Linked DNA regions of Mus musculus: region 1 is linked to region 2. A link is a loop called in an ENCODE intact Hi-C map of the cell type or tissue named here. Cell type or tissue: heart. All regions are shown on one strand. Links, peaks and the distances in the headings refer to the core of each region. The heading gives the core; the rest is flanking DNA.

The links. A loop is a pair of places that touch in the nucleus more often than their neighbours do. Peaks named below come from ENCODE experiments on the same cell type or tissue, not always from the same donor. Only the 100,000 strongest peaks of a DNase experiment are listed, where the experiment ranks them.
Region 1: it touches region 2 in a loop (2.0-fold over the local background); 5 of 42 quality-filtered maps call a loop at or near these places.

Annotation. Positions count from the first base shown.
Region 1 is chr11:71,512,810-71,517,204 of GRCm38, forward strand. It overlaps 9230020A06Rik (RIKEN cDNA 9230020A06 gene), which reads left to right and starts at 3,727. Exons shown (of 6, transcript NR_152165.1): 1 at 3,727-4,063. In heart, for the core only: no CTCF peak of the experiment used is centred there; a DNase peak (open chromatin) is centred at 2,672.
Region 2 is chr11:71,445,476-71,449,870 of GRCm38, forward strand. No RefSeq gene overlaps it. Among named protein-coding and RNA genes, the nearest start is that of Gm16013, 11 kb to the left of the region's middle. In heart, for the core only: no CTCF peak of the experiment used is centred there; a DNase peak (open chromatin) is centred at 2,486.

The DNA of each region.
Region 1 (4,395 bases), core at 253-4,252, 67 kb after region 2:
CTCCACCTCGCTCTGGCAGGCAGCCTTCCTGCCTTCACAGGTGCCTCTTTGATTTCAGTCACGTAGGAAAGGAATTTGAAACACTTTCAAAGCGATTAAAGAGAGGAAGCTATTGGAATGTGGCTAAATGCAATAATCACATTAACTGTTTATGGCCACGGGGCTTTCAGCACCAACGTCCTTGGGTTAGCGTGAGCAGGGGCTGGGCTGCTGAGAATGGCAGTAGAGATGGCGATGGCAACGATGACAATGCAGGGCCAGGTGGACATAGAAGGGCAGGTGGAGGATGGCTTAGGGCCGGTGCAGAAGGTGGGGGAGCAGGTGGAGAACAGCCAAGGGCAGGTGCAGTGGCAACAGAGGAACAGCTTGGGACAGCCAAAGGCCAGGCATGTGTGTGTGTGTGTGTGTGTGTGTGTGTGAATATGTGACTATGTGAATGTGTTTGACCCCTGGCTCTAAACTTGGATCATGTGTGGCAGGAGAACCGTGACAAATTGCTTCTCAAAGGCTCCAGGGCCTTTCTTTAACAACGGCTGTGACTGCCCTCCATAGACTGTAGCTCAGAGGCCCCAAAGAAGGCAAAAGTCCCAGCCCTAAGTGCCCTGGGGTTGAAAATTGAAAAGTTCTCACGGAATGAAGAACCTAGTAGCCAGGTCAATGAAAAGGTTTGGGTATTGTGTGGTTTCTTCTCTCTCCTTGATGGAACCCTGTTGTGACCATAGCAATGACGTCTCCATCGTAAGCACCGATGAGTTCTGGCTGCATGCCCCAGGTCATGCCAGTCCCAACTCATGCCTCTGGTCTTCTCCACTTTGTCCTTCCAGGATCTGGGGCTAGTTAGACAAGCCTGCAGTCAGTTGGGCAGCTTGTCAGAAGGGAAAGGTTGGACCTTGTCAACATGGGCAAAAGCTGACAGAATTTCTTCTTTATGGAAAAGTCTGAGCTTTTTTTCTCACAAGGTCTTCAATGAATAGACCAAAGTGTTCTAAAATAGTCTCCCTTCCTTAAAGTCATGGACTTTAATCACATGTATAAGGTAACTTCACAACAATATACAGATTCCTGTTTGAATTGGGGACCATACCTTAGCCAAGCTGATGTACACAATAGGCTATTATCATCCCCCTACTGTATCTCACTAGCTAATGAGGCACCTGAATAGGAACAGGAGGCATGGGCTGGAGCAAGAGAAGAGATAGGTAGCAGAAATGATCTTAATGACTGGCAGTCTGGACAATAGTTTCCTCTGGCATCAGCTGCAGACTGTATCTGACTTTACACTCACTGGTGCTTCTCAGAGCTTTGTGGACCCCCAATACCATCCACTTTGCTGGGCTGCACTACATAGCACATGGCTCAAAGACTCACTGGCTTGGAACCAGCACTTATTATCGTGGTCACGGGTCTGCAGGTTGATTAGAGTTTGGCTGACTTAGATTCTGCTTGGCTATTGAGTCTGTTTGAGACTGTGGCTCCAGCTGGCCATGGCTTCAGGTTGTGGATTTGGTTCATAGCTGCTTCTGTGTTCAATCTCTGGTCCAAACCTAGGTTCAATCGCTGCACAGGTTCTTTAGATGGCAGGTTACCACAACATAGGAGGGAAATACCTCAGCATCACACAAGAACATGTGCATCCTTGTCCTGCTCACCCGTATCTTACCCATATAGAATCCCCCCAAATGGCTAAAGACTGTCACTGACTTTGGTTGAAGTCAAGACAATATCAATTTTGCCTCTTCCAACCTACCCTGTAAGGCTACTTTCTTATTCTGAATGAACTTGGCAGAATGCCCCTCTCTTCTCTGGTCATGTTTTGATCACACAGTATCCTCCTTAGCCCCAGGACAGTCTCAGTCCAGTGATTAGAATGTCTAGAAGGATGATGAGAATCAACTATACTCACTAGTGGCCACAGGCAGGCTGTTACTGTATCACCCTGTCATTAAGAACCTAAGGATTGGGCCTATAACTCAGCATGTTACATGAAGCATGACTCTTGTGTACCTATTCTCTATGGACAGTGTAGATCAGTGGTTCTCAACCTGTGTGTCACTACTCCTTTAGGATTTGAACAACCCTACCACAAGGATTACCTATGACCATCAGAAAACACAGATATTTGTATTAGAATATATAACAATAATAAAATTCATTATGAAGTTGCAGCAAAAATAATTTTATGTTTGGGGGTCACCACAATATGAGGTGGTGTATTAAAAGGTCATAGCATTAGGAAGGTTGAGAATCACTGGTCTAGAACCTTCTCCTTGGCCCGTGATTCCTGTAATGTTCATTATACAGATCTTTTCTAGGATCCTGTTGCCCCTTGAGGCATCCTCTCAGGATAGCTTCTCCTAAGACCACTTGGGGTAACATATCTCCCCCAACTCTCTAAAGTACTGTCCCCCTACATCTCCAGCCAACTGTTTTCCTTTTTAAAAAAGAGTAAAAAGCCAATCTACTATGTCCCCAAGCCCCATGGAGGAGCTGTAGCAAGCAGGTTTGAGTTTTCTTTCTCTAACAGGCCCCACCCTGCTCCCAAGAGATCCCTTAGGTCGCCATGCCTGGCTGAGTTCCACTTATGCGAGAAGGCTTGGTTGCCAAGTTTGGGATAATTGGGATTTTATCTTCCCCGTCTACTCATAATCACTTCTCTCTTTCTCAGTCAAGCATGTCCCCTGTGCCGCCTGAGGTCTGCTGGACACCACATTCCGAGAGACATTTCCTGTCAGCTTCATTGTGCTTCACAGAGCTGGTGGCCATATGAGTTGCTCATTAAGGTGGCCTATTGTCTCAGCCACTCTTCACTTCCTCAGGTCAGTTTGTTCTCTTGCACGAGGACTAAGCTGCTGGTTTCTTTGAGCTTCCCATCCAGAGATACAGTCCGTAGGAAAACCATGAGATCAGGATAAAAAGTCCAGGCTGGTGCCCAGGGGCATGGTTTATTCTGAGTCCCACGGAGGATTACTTTGGGCAATCACAGGGTGAATGTGAATGCTGATTACATCTGCAGGTACCAGCCAAAGGAAATGAAGTGTAACTATATAATGTTAGGCAAATTTAAAGGATTGTTATTTCTACTGGGCAAGATAGCTACTTCCCAGCTTAAGAGAATAACCTCTGAGGTCAAATCCAAATTGCCTGTTTTATGCTTCTGTGAGTCTCAGGACAATACAAGAAAGCTTTCGGTAGAGGAACCACGCCTCTTGGACAGCCATCTGTGCCCCTTCACTGTTCCCTGTGTGACCTCTCTGAATGGTGGTCCAGCCTAGCTCAGCTGTGACGTGACTTGAGGAAAAAAGGGGAGAGAGCTCACATGGATTCCCAGCTCAATTCTGATATTAGAAAGCTCTGGGCATTGCAGGTTCTGCTGGGCTCCCAGGGGCCAGGCTGGTTCTGACCTCACCTTGCTCTGGCTGGTCTCCACTTACTTCATGTCCCATGGGGAATAACACCTCTCTGAAGGTGTTGAGCTGCAGTGGTTGTTTTTCTGGCTGCTACATGATACTCAGTCACCTGTTTGCTGTCACACTTGCCACTCGGAGTAACAATGAATTATTTGATGAATTGTTTGCCGATCTTTCTTGCTTCCAAGCTGTGAGCAACTCTAGACTTGGCTATAATTGATCCCCAAGACCCTTTGGTGCACAGCTGAAGCCCCACCCACACCAGAGGAAGTGCCGGAGGCAGAAAAGAAGAAATCAACACACACACTGCCTCTGTCCCAATCAGCATCCAAGGAAGTCTCAAGGTGAGGCTGCAATGCAGCCTTCTCAACAGGATTCTATAGAGAAGTGGGATGCTAACTGATTTCCAGAGGTGGCCTTGTTCCAGGGCTCTCTGAAAATGCTACCTGGTGATGAACTTGACTTTGTTCTTCTGAGCTAAGGGCACTGGCCCAGTGGGCCATCTCACCATGGCTCTACTCACCTGGTGGCCAGCAGAGTCCACTGAGAGCTGACTTCTGGGAGTCGTTGCTGGAAGAGAGTCTGGCAGGAAGAATTGTCAAGTATCTCAGCTGACTCCCCAGAGGAGATGAATATCCTCCCCAGGGACAGCCAAGGTATACAGCACTGCTCAAGGGGCAAGGCTCAGGCTTCAGAGAGTCAAGTTCAGACAGCCATGGATCTGGATATGGTTGGGAGGCAGGAATCATGTTCTTAGGAAGATACCATCTTTCTCTGAGATTGTGAACAGTCCCTTCCCCTCTCTGAACCTCAGGTTCCTATCTGCATTGGGTAACATTTAAGTGTTTAGATTCTCAATCCATTGCCTGGGATCAGATCCCAATTTGCTCTGTTTGTTTTGGTTTAGTTTATATAAGTAAGACTTTCAGAAAGCTACTTTTCTTAAAAAGGGAGCCGGTCATAGTTCTGATATTACAGGTGTGTACCT
Region 2 (4,395 bases), core at 238-4,237:
ATCTTTATTAAATACTGGCCAAGTCCATGGACACTGCACAGGTCTATACCCAGAATTTCGAAACTTAATGACATCAGTCAGGGACTTAGAGAAGTAAAACTCACAAGGCCACCTACTTCCCACCTTCGTCCAATCAGGGGCACAGGTACTTCCTGCCTACATGTGATTATGCATACATTCTGTACAGCAGAAGAATGCCCTGTCCTCCTTCCCAGCATGAACACTGTTCCATTTTCAGGGCAGAGACGGCCAGATTGCAGTGGTGACAAGAACAGAGTAGAGCCTTTCAGTGGAACTTACCTTAATGAAATCCTCAGTGGGCCCAGGACACTCTGTTTCTCTAGATAACACCAACATTACTTTTTTTTTTTCCCTTCAAACCATTTGTTTCACCTGTGCCATCTCTCTATGGCCCATAAACCAGACTGAGGCAGTTCATTTGATGTTGCTTAGATACAAATGACCCTCCCTGAATAACAAACAGGATGTACCCTTCAGAGGATTTATGGTTTCTTTCTTGTGCACCTAGTTTCTAAGTGGGATATTTCTCTGGAAGCTTCTTTTTCTCAGTATCTCCCCCAGCAGTCGGGCTCTCTGCTGAGACGGCAAAGCAAACGGGCTTCATTTTTCAGACCCTTGGGTCCCAGACCTTACTCGAACTCTTTATCTTCTGTTGCACTGCAGTCTCCTGGGTAGAAATGCTTTTAGTAATAAGAGCCCTTGACAACAATCATATTCTGGGGTGTGAGGGACACTTCTCACTAGACCCAATGAAACAAACAAACAAACAAACAAACAAACAGCCTATAAGAATCTTAGATAATCTAAGTATTATACCTGCCCTTGGCAGCGGTCTGTCTCTCTAGTTATCATTCACAAGACTGCTCCTTTATAAACAGAGCAAACAGTGAACAAGGAATTCCAGTAAGGTGAATGTTACCAGACAGATGACAGTCCACATCTAGTCTGTCATGTTTAATCTTATATCTACCTTCATTGCATCTTTTCCCTCATCTCAAAAGTGCCCTTCACATGGGACACTTGAGAAAGGAGGACAAGCAAAGGACATACTTACACGTGTTAAAGAATACACCAATGTCCCCAAACCGGTGGTGGTGATGGTGGTTGAGATTTAACATTATTCCCAGAGCTACGATGTTGCCAAAGGTGTAAGCTCCCTGCCGATGCAGCAAATTCTGTACTGTGGTCTCTGTGGTACCCCAGCCACTTTACATACTATCAATCAGCAGAGTGATGGGAAAGAGCTGACCCACTTAGCAGTGATACGGGCAGATGACAGCCGGTGCTGGAGCTTGTATAATCTGGCTAGAGGGATCACGTCTCCAGGCTGTCTGTCTGGGGCTCCGAGATCTCTATGTGGGTGACCTTGTGACTGAAGGTGACAGATACAGTTCTCTGGCCAAGAGCTACTTAAATGGGTCAAGGCAAAATTCAGCTCTATCTGAATTCTTGAGTTCTGGGTCACTTCTCTCCAGACATGTGCTGTCCTCTTGGTCCTCTTTGACCCCATTCCTACCTCATCTTGGAGCTCTGAGGATCTAGCTAATATAATTTAACTTGATAATTATTCACTGAGCAGTGTTAGCAAGAATCTCTTGTTTGTGTAATACTTGGCTTAATTCTGGTCTGACTTGTAGCTCCATGACAGAGACAGAGAAACACACACACACACACACACACACACACACATACACAGGGGGGGGGGGAGACAGACAGACAGAGAGAGAGAGACAGAGACAGAAAGACAGAGAGCGACAGACACACACAGAGATAAACAGAGACAGAGAGAGATAGAGACAGAGACAGAGACAGAGAGAGTAATGGTGACCGTGGACAGATGCTGAGGCTATATTCTGATCATGGTCCTAGACGGAGCTCAGACAGTGCCCTCAGATCATGGGTCCTGTTTTAGGTACTTGCCTCATGGCTGTGACCAAATACCTGACAAGAACAGCTTAGGAGAGGAAAGGGTAATTTTGGCACATGCCTTGTGGGCGCAGACCCTCATGATGGGAAAACCGTGGGAGTGGGAACTGTTGACATTGGCAGCTGCAGAAGCAAGAGGCTGGATATTCATATCTCGGAGGATTAGGAGCAGAGTCTGGACAGAAAACGGAATCAGTGTATAAATCTCAAGGTCCACCCCTCAGAGTGCCACTTCCTCTGGTTAGCTCTGCCTTTCAAAGGTCCTACAATCTCTTAAGGTGGTATGACTAAGAGGTTGGCTAAGTGTTTGAATGCAGGAGTCTGGGGGGAATGTTTTTTTTTTCCAATCAAACTCTAATAGTCATTGATTATGATCCCAGGCTGAGCCCTGATCACAAGATAACACCGTGACAGAGATACCAGGATTGGCTTGTTTAGGTTACCCCGACTTCCGTAGTCACAGGTTAGACCTGAGCAGGATATGAGGAGGGGAGGAAGTGGAATAAAAGCAGCTCACACATGAACAAAGACAGTGCCAATTAGAGCAGCTTGGATCCTCCGGTTTCAAACTCAGAGAAAGCCAGTGCAGTTTGAGGCAGAGCCTAATGAGCTTTCCAGAGCTACGCTTTATTTCCTTCAGCTTGTAGAGGTTATTGTGTTTTGCAGGAAAATTAACTGGCAATTAAATTTCTGAAAAAGTGTTTGAAACTCCTGCAAGCTGTGCCTCATTGTTTTGCAAGATTGGGTACACAATGTAATATTTCCATCTGCAAATTAATTTTCCCTCACAGCTTCTGTCATAACGGCAATGTCATTTACTTAGTCTCTCATTCAGCACCTAATCTGGTGCACATTTGCTGTGCACCTCATGTGAAGTGGGCAGTCTGAGGCAGACAGACGTGAGTCCGACAAAGTCTTTGCTCCCCAGGCAACCTCTGTCAAGAGGAGGGCAGGATTCTCAGAAGGAAAACTGCGGAGGGCAGAATACAATGATTTTATTTTAAGGAGCAGGATGGGACTCTGGACTTCCAAATGAGCCAGGGTAACTCCTAATTTTGTTTCAGTGAACAAAGAAGAGGAAAGAAAGCTGAAGGTGATAGGAACCAACCTTTATCGAGTGCCTGCTGTACACTGGACTATGTGGGGAAATTTGTTGTCCCTCTACCCTTAGGACAGCCCTGTGAGGTAGTGGTATGAATATGAAAATTCCATTCCGCTCATAGAGGAGGAGATGAAGGCTCATGCTGTCTGTGTTCTTGCTTGATATGATGTAGCCAGAAAGATGAAATATTTCCCAATAAATAAATATGCCAATTCTTATAAATTACAGAGTTTTCCCTTGTTTTGTTTTGTTTTTTTTTTTTCTTTCCCCAGTGCTGAAAAGGAAGCCCAGGACCTCCTGGAGGCTGGGTAAACAAATGTTTTACTCCTGAGCTCTCTCCCCAGCCCCGACATGCTAATTTTCTGGATTATATACTATACCCATTGCTATAATAAAACATTTCACAGAAAGAAACTTGGGGCAGAGGGTCTGTTTTGTACAATGGTTTGAGGTGCAGTCCATCCTGGCAGGGGTGGCATGGTGGCAGGATGACAATTGGTCAAATCAGTCAAGAAGCAGAAGGTGAACGCTGCTGCTCACCTTTTTTTCTTTTTTATCTTTTTTTTTTCAAATTTTTATTAGGTATTTAGCTCATTTACATTTCCAATGCTATACCAAAAGACCCCCATAACCACCCACTCCCCCTTTTTGGCCCTGGCGTTCCCCTGTACTGGGGCATATAAAGTTTGCGTGTCCAATGGGCCTCTCTTTCCAGTGATGGCCGACTAGGCCATCTTTTGATACATATGCAGCTAGAGTCAAGAGCTCCGGGATACTGGTTAGTTCATAATGTTGTTCCACCTATAGGGATGCAGATCCCTTTAGCTCCTTGGGTACTTTCTCTAGCTCCTCCATTGGGAGCCCTGTGATCCATCCATTAGCTGACTGTGAGCATCCACTTCTGTGTTTGCTAGGCCCCGGCATAGTCTCACAAGAGACAGCTACATCTGGGTCCTTTCGATAAAATCTTGCTAGTGTATGCAATGGTGTCAGCATTTGGATGCTGATTATGGGGTGGATCTCTGGATATGGCAGTCTCTACATGGTCCATCCTTTCATCTCAGCTCCAAACTTTGTCTCTGTAACTCCTTCCATGAGTGTTTTGTTCCCACTTCTAAGGAGGGGCATACTGTCCACACTTCAGTCTTCATTTTTCTTGAGTTTCATGTGTTTAGGAAATTGTATCTTATATCTTGGGTATCCTAGGTTTTGGGCTAATATCCACTTATCAGTGAGTACATATTGTGTGAGTTCCTTTGTGAATGTGTTACCTCACTCAGGATGATGCCCTCCAGGTCCATCCATTTGCCTAGGAAGTTCATAAATTCATTCTTTTTAATAGCTGA